2 separate regions of the Homo sapiens genome follow, and region 2 is linked to region 1. A link is a loop called in an ENCODE intact Hi-C map of the cell type or tissue named here. Cell type or tissue: ovary. All regions are shown on one strand. Links, peaks and the distances in the headings refer to the core of each region. The heading gives the core; the rest is flanking DNA.

Region 1 (2,920 bases), core at 106-2,605:
AGAAAATGGAGGATAAGGAATGATGGTGGGGACTGGCATAACCTTGTCCTTCATGCTCCTTTCCATTTCTCTGTACATCTTTAAGGCTAGAAAAGAAAGCAGAGTTAATATCATTTCTGTCTCATTCTGTCTTCCCTGAGGCTGTGGCCCACCCACACTGTTCTTTGGTGACCAGGGAAAGCACTAATTTGACTGTGGTTTCTGAACAACCAGGAAATCACAGCAGAACCAATCCTTTTACTTGTAGCTGAGTCAAAATGCTCTCTGTAGAAACAGTGACTCAGTGACTTTGCATCCCTAAATTGCCTCTCATAAAAAGTACATTTTCTTTGTACCTCAGGAAGTATGGGCTCTTTATAGAAACTGGAATGAGGGAGTGGGCTAGAGTTTATGCCAGAGTTGGTGGTATTGATACAAAAGTTAAAATGTAACCCCTCCTTTAAGGGAACAGTGGCCCTAACTACTTACCTATACCATTTAGAGGACAGTGATAAAAATAATCTCAAACTCATTTGTATGGCTTTACAAATACATCACATTATTTTAATTGGCCCTTAACAGATCTTTCTTTCCAATAATATTGGCTCAGTTAAATATTGTCCTCCCCTCTTATTTGCAGGAAATATGTACCAAGACACCCAACAGATGCTTAAAACAATGGATAGTAATGAACCCTATATATACTATGTTTTTTCCTACAGATACATACCCATGATAATGTTTAATTTATAAGTTAGGCACAATGAGAGATTAACAATAACCAACAAAAAAGTGGAGCAATTAGAACAACATACTGTAATGAAAATAATGTGAATGTCTGCTCTCTCTCTCAAAATATCTTATTGTATTTCACTGTGGGTAACTGAAATCATGGAAAGTAAACCCACAGATGGGGGCAAGCAGGATAGAGTTACTGCACTAAAACTGTGATTATTTAAACAATCCTGGTGAAAAATTTGACAGATATCTCTGGGGTATGTGACAGGTGTAAACTGCTTCTCAACTCAAAATGCAAGATATGTCATATCTTGTTTTTCTAAATAAGCTGCTGCTCTAAGATGCCAAGACACAAGGCAAGAAAGCACATTTAATTCCTTCTCTTCTCTTGAGCTACCAGGATCCAACACAAGCCACAGTTCACAATGCTACAAAACTTAGTAGCCAACCACTGCAGGTGTCCCCACAGTCAGTCCCACATTGTGGTCACCCACAGGGCATTTTGCCTCTAATGCCAGCAGGGTACAGGACTTCATGACCTGGAGGAAAGCCTCTCACAACCCTTCCCTTCCCCGTTTCCAGGAAGCTACTTCCCTACTTCCCAGGGTCAGGCTTTCCTCTTCTCCTACTTTCTTTCCCCCACATCCATCAACACTTTCTCTTCCCTAAAAATCCAGCCGTCTTCATTCATGGATCTAGCCAGAGGTCACAATATGGGAGCCTTGGGATAGATCCATCCAGCAGGAGTATTTTATTAGGATTGAACGGTGTTATTGATATTTTCTAATTGAGTCAATTTTTAAAAAATAGGATATTTTTAATGAAAATCTAAATGTGTATAGTTTCTCTAAAAAAATCCAAAGATCTAGAAACACTGGGTCCATATCTTGCATGGCAATAGTTGGCTAGAACTGAGTAGAGATCAACCCCTTTAGTTTGAGTCTATCCATAGAAGATCTGTTACAGTAAAGGAGATTTGACTTTATCCTGTAGACAGTAGGGAATCATTGAAAATGTTGAACTGAGGAATGATAAAATATTTTTACTTTACAGAGATCACATTGGTGAAGTGTGATGATAGTAGTGTGATGATAAAGTGAGGAGGCAAGAGTAGAAACAGAAACTGGTTAGAGGTCTACTGCATTAATCTAAGGGACTAATGATGAAGGTGTGACCTAAGACAACAGAATAGAGAGGACGGACTAGATTTCAGATATATTCAGAAGGTGAAATCAAAAAGACTTAATGACAGATTGAATGAATTGTAAGAATGGAAAGAAGGAAAAATAAATGATTCTCAGCTTTTTGATTTAAGAATTGGGTAGACGCCAGGTGTTGTGGCTCAAGCCTGTAATCCCAGAACTTTGGGAGGCTGAGGCGGGCGGATCATGAGGTCAAGAGATTGAGATCATCCTGGTTAACACGGTGAAACCCCGTCTCTACTAAAAAATACAAAAAATTGCCTGGGCATGGTGGCGGGCGCCTGTAGTCCCAGCCACTTGGGAGGCTGAGGCAGGAGAATGGCATGAACTCGGGAGGCAGAGCTTGCAGTGAGCCGAGATCACGCCACTGCACTCCAGCCTGGGTGACAGAGCAAGACTCTGTCTCCAAAAAAAAAAAAAAAAAAAAAAAAAAAAAAAAAAGAATTGGGTGGATAATGATAGATAGTTGTACTATTTCTCAAGATAGGCAATTCAGGAGAAATATATTGGGGGCAGAAAAAGATAAAGACATTTTTTATTATAAGGACTGCCATGGTTTGAATGTCCCCTCCAAAACTCATGTTGAAATGTAATTACCATTGCGATAGTATTAAGAGGTGGAACCGGCTGGGTGCGGTGGCTTATGCCTGTAATCCCAGCACTTTGGGAGGCCAAGGTGGGTGGATCACGAGGTCAAGAGATTAAGACCATCTTTGCCAACATGGTGAAACCCCGTCTCTACTAAAAATACAAAAATTAGCTGGGCACCGTGGCGCACGCCTGTAGTCCCAGCTACTCAGGAAGCTGAGGCAGGAGAATTGCTGGAACCCAGGAGGCAGAGGTTGCAGTGAGCCAAGATTGCACCACTGCACTCCAGCCTGACAACAGAGCGAGTCTCCATCTCAAAAAAATAAAAATAAAAAAAAAGAGAGGTGGGACCTTTAAGGGGTGATTAGGTAATAAAGGCTCTGCCCTCATTAATGGATTAATGCCATTGTCAT
Region 2 (2,920 bases), core at 161-2,660, 60 kb before region 1:
TGATAGATACAATCTGTGCTCTGCAAGGCTTACAGTACAGTGGGAGTGACTGGAAATTTATTGGAGGCTTTGATGTGGAAGAAGGATATGGAAATCCATGAGAAAACACTATGCTTAGTCAGGGCCATGTGACAATAGAATTTCTGCAGACAGTGACAATTAAATTGAGATCTGAAAAGTGAGAAAGATGTATACAGATTAAAGAGAGGTTGGTTGGAGAAAATATTTCTGGGATAGAGAATAACCCTTACAAAGGCCTGGATAGGAGAGAACGAAAGTAAGTTGAGTATGGCGAAAGTACAGAGCAAGAGCTCAGGATGAAGTGTGTAATACAAACTGCGAAGAAAGGCTCAGCCCAGATCAGGAAGGCTTTGGAAGCCAAATTTAGGAGCTTGGACTTTACCCTACATGCAATGTGAAGACATGGCTGGGTGTTAAGTAGAAGAGTTGCACTGGTTCTTTTGTTTCCCATACCTCCAGATCCATTCTCTGCCCTGGAAATCAGATCCCCATAGGGTCTGTCACCCACTCTCCCTTGCCTACTGGCTTCCAGATGGGTTCAGCCAATGCGGTGCCTTTTCCCTGGGTCCCCTTGCTTCAGTGCTACACCCGATAGTAAATGTATCCCTCCTTGAACACAGGTCCTGCCAGGCAGCCCTTTTGTGGCTCCAGCTTTCACTGAGTAACTATTTCTTGTCTCTTCAGACCTACAGATAAATATGGCTTCCCCTGTTTCTAGTCTCTTTCATTCTGCCCACACCTCTGTAAGTAGCCCTTTCATCAAAGCTTTTCATTTGAACCATCTGAATTAAAGTCTATTTCCTTTTGGGACCCTGACTGATACAGGCATGATTAGGTCAGATTTGTGTTTTATAACAATCCCTCTGGCTGCTTTATGGAAAACAGATTGGAAGATGGCAAAGACCGGCTCCAAGGAGACCATTAAGGAGGCTGCTGTAATTCTGGAGGTAAGAGAGGATGGTGGCCTGGGCTCAGGTAGCAGAACTGGGGTTCAGGAGTGAGGAGTTTAACTCCTGGCCAAAACCGTATGTGTGATATTTCAGGCCCAGCCACAGGCAATTGCAAAGGCTTTGCCTGGAAGGCCTCATAGGAAAAGCTGCCCTTCCCACACCAGACTTGGTACAGAGCCAATGCATTGCAGTGTCTGAGGAGAGTTGCAGTCAAAGATTCAGGCCTCCTGGCCAGCTATGCTCTTATACATATCTGCATTCATGGCCCAGGCACCTCCATTTGGAAGTCTTCTTCTTTTCAGGGAAGCTTGAAGACACTTTACCCACTCTGACTCAGTACTCGATATTTTCTACTTGCAGCCCTCCCATTCTTCCTCACTTCTGGCTCCAGGGTCCATAAAACTGCAGGTGCCTTTTGGTTGGAGATCCCTAAACAGTGAGTTGACTCCACCAACACACTGTTCCACTGGGGGAAATGAAACAAAGGGGAGTCAAGGTTTGACTGTTACTTTCATTTTGGCTATTTTTAATCAGCTACTCTAACGCCTGAAAGCTTAGCTGAGTGGCTGATGGAAAGAAGCATGTAGATTCCAGAGATATTTGGACGATAGAGTTGACAGGATTTGGCCATTTATTAGATTGGGGGATGGGGTAGGATAGAGAACAGTGAGGGAAAATAAAAAGCCAAGGAAACTGCATAGGTGATTTGGGCAATAGAGTGGATGGTGGTGCCATTCACTGGACCATGAAACAAGGAACAGGAGCTGAGTGGCAGGAAAATACTTTCATCTGGGGCATGACACTTCAGAGAAGCCTGTGGGTCATCCAAGGCAGATATTCAGAAAACAGCTGGATATGTAAAAAGGAATTTAGCGGAGAGGTCTGAATTGTTATGTAGATTTGAGAATCATTCATTAATAAATGGTAAGTATAGATATTGGCATGAATAAAATGAAGCTGGGAGAATACATAGAATGAGAAGAAAAGATGGCCTGAAACTGAGGCTCACCATGGTCTCTTTTTAGACTTGTCCTCTTTTGGTTCTCTAGATAATTCTCCAATGATATGTTTTTCTATGACCCTCTCAAAACCTTTCTTAAACTTACTAAATAAAATAGAGACAGCAGGTTATAATGACAGAGCTTGGAACATTATAGATACTCAGTAAATGTGCACAACCTTCCTTTCTAACTCTGTATTTCTCAGGATTGTGTTAAGAATCCTGAGTTAATTAAGGTTCCTGGCTAAAGACAAAGCTATGTCTAAATGAAGGCAGCTGTTATCATACTTGCAGGTGCTATATTTCTTTAAATAATGAGTTTTATATATTTACTGTAAAGGATTCTTTTAGTTCACATATTATTTCTCCTAAACAGCAAAGGATACCACCTTTAAACCAAACCAAACCAAGTCATGCCTCTGAGTGAAGTTGTAGAATAATTTTTTTGAAACTTTAACATTTTAATTTTCTATTAGCAAGCTAAAACAAAGCAGAGGCTAAATTCCATAGTCTCCAGAAATATGGGGATCGCTATATGTAAGTGTATTAGTCCATTTTCATACTGCCCAAGACTGGGTGATTTATAAAGAAAAGAGGTTTAGGAGCCAGGCACGGTGGCTTACACCTGTAATCCCAGCTACTTGGGAGGCTGAAGCAGGGAAATTGCTTGAACCTGGGAGGTGGAGGTTGCAGTGAGCCGAGATGGCGCCACTGTACTCCAGCCTGGGTGGCAGGGCGAGACTCCATCCCCAAAAAAACAAAACAAAACAAAACAAAAACAAAAAGGGAAGGAAGGAAGGGAGGGAGGGAGAAGGTGAAGGGGAAGGGGAAGGGGAAGGGGGAGGAATAAGAAAAAGAAAAAGAGGTTTAATGGAATCACAGTTCAACATGGCTGGGGTGGCCTCACAACCACGGTGGAAGGCGAAGGAGGAGCAAAGGCATATCTTGC

The links. Peaks named below come from ENCODE experiments on the same cell type or tissue, not always from the same donor. Only the 100,000 strongest peaks of a DNase experiment are listed, where the experiment ranks them.
Region 2: a loop joins it to region 1, with 4 times the contacts of the local background. A loop is called at or near these places in 2 of 110 quality-filtered maps.

The regions. Positions count from the first base shown.
Region 1 is chr9:6,243,738-6,246,657 of GRCh38, forward strand. All of the region lies in intron 2 of IL33 (interleukin 33), which reads left to right. All of the region lies in intron 2 of LOC107987046 (a long non-coding RNA gene), which reads right to left. Among named protein-coding and RNA genes, the nearest start is that of IL33, 29 kb to the left of the region's middle. RefSeq lists a silencer at 88-187. In ovary, for the core only: no CTCF peak of the experiment used is centred there; no DNase peak of the experiment used is centred there.
Region 2 is chr9:6,183,781-6,186,700 of GRCh38, forward strand. No RefSeq gene overlaps it. Among named protein-coding and RNA genes, the nearest start is that of IL33, 31 kb to the right of the region's middle. RefSeq lists an enhancer at 1,246-1,345. In ovary, for the core only: no CTCF peak of the experiment used is centred there; a DNase peak (open chromatin) is centred at 1,141.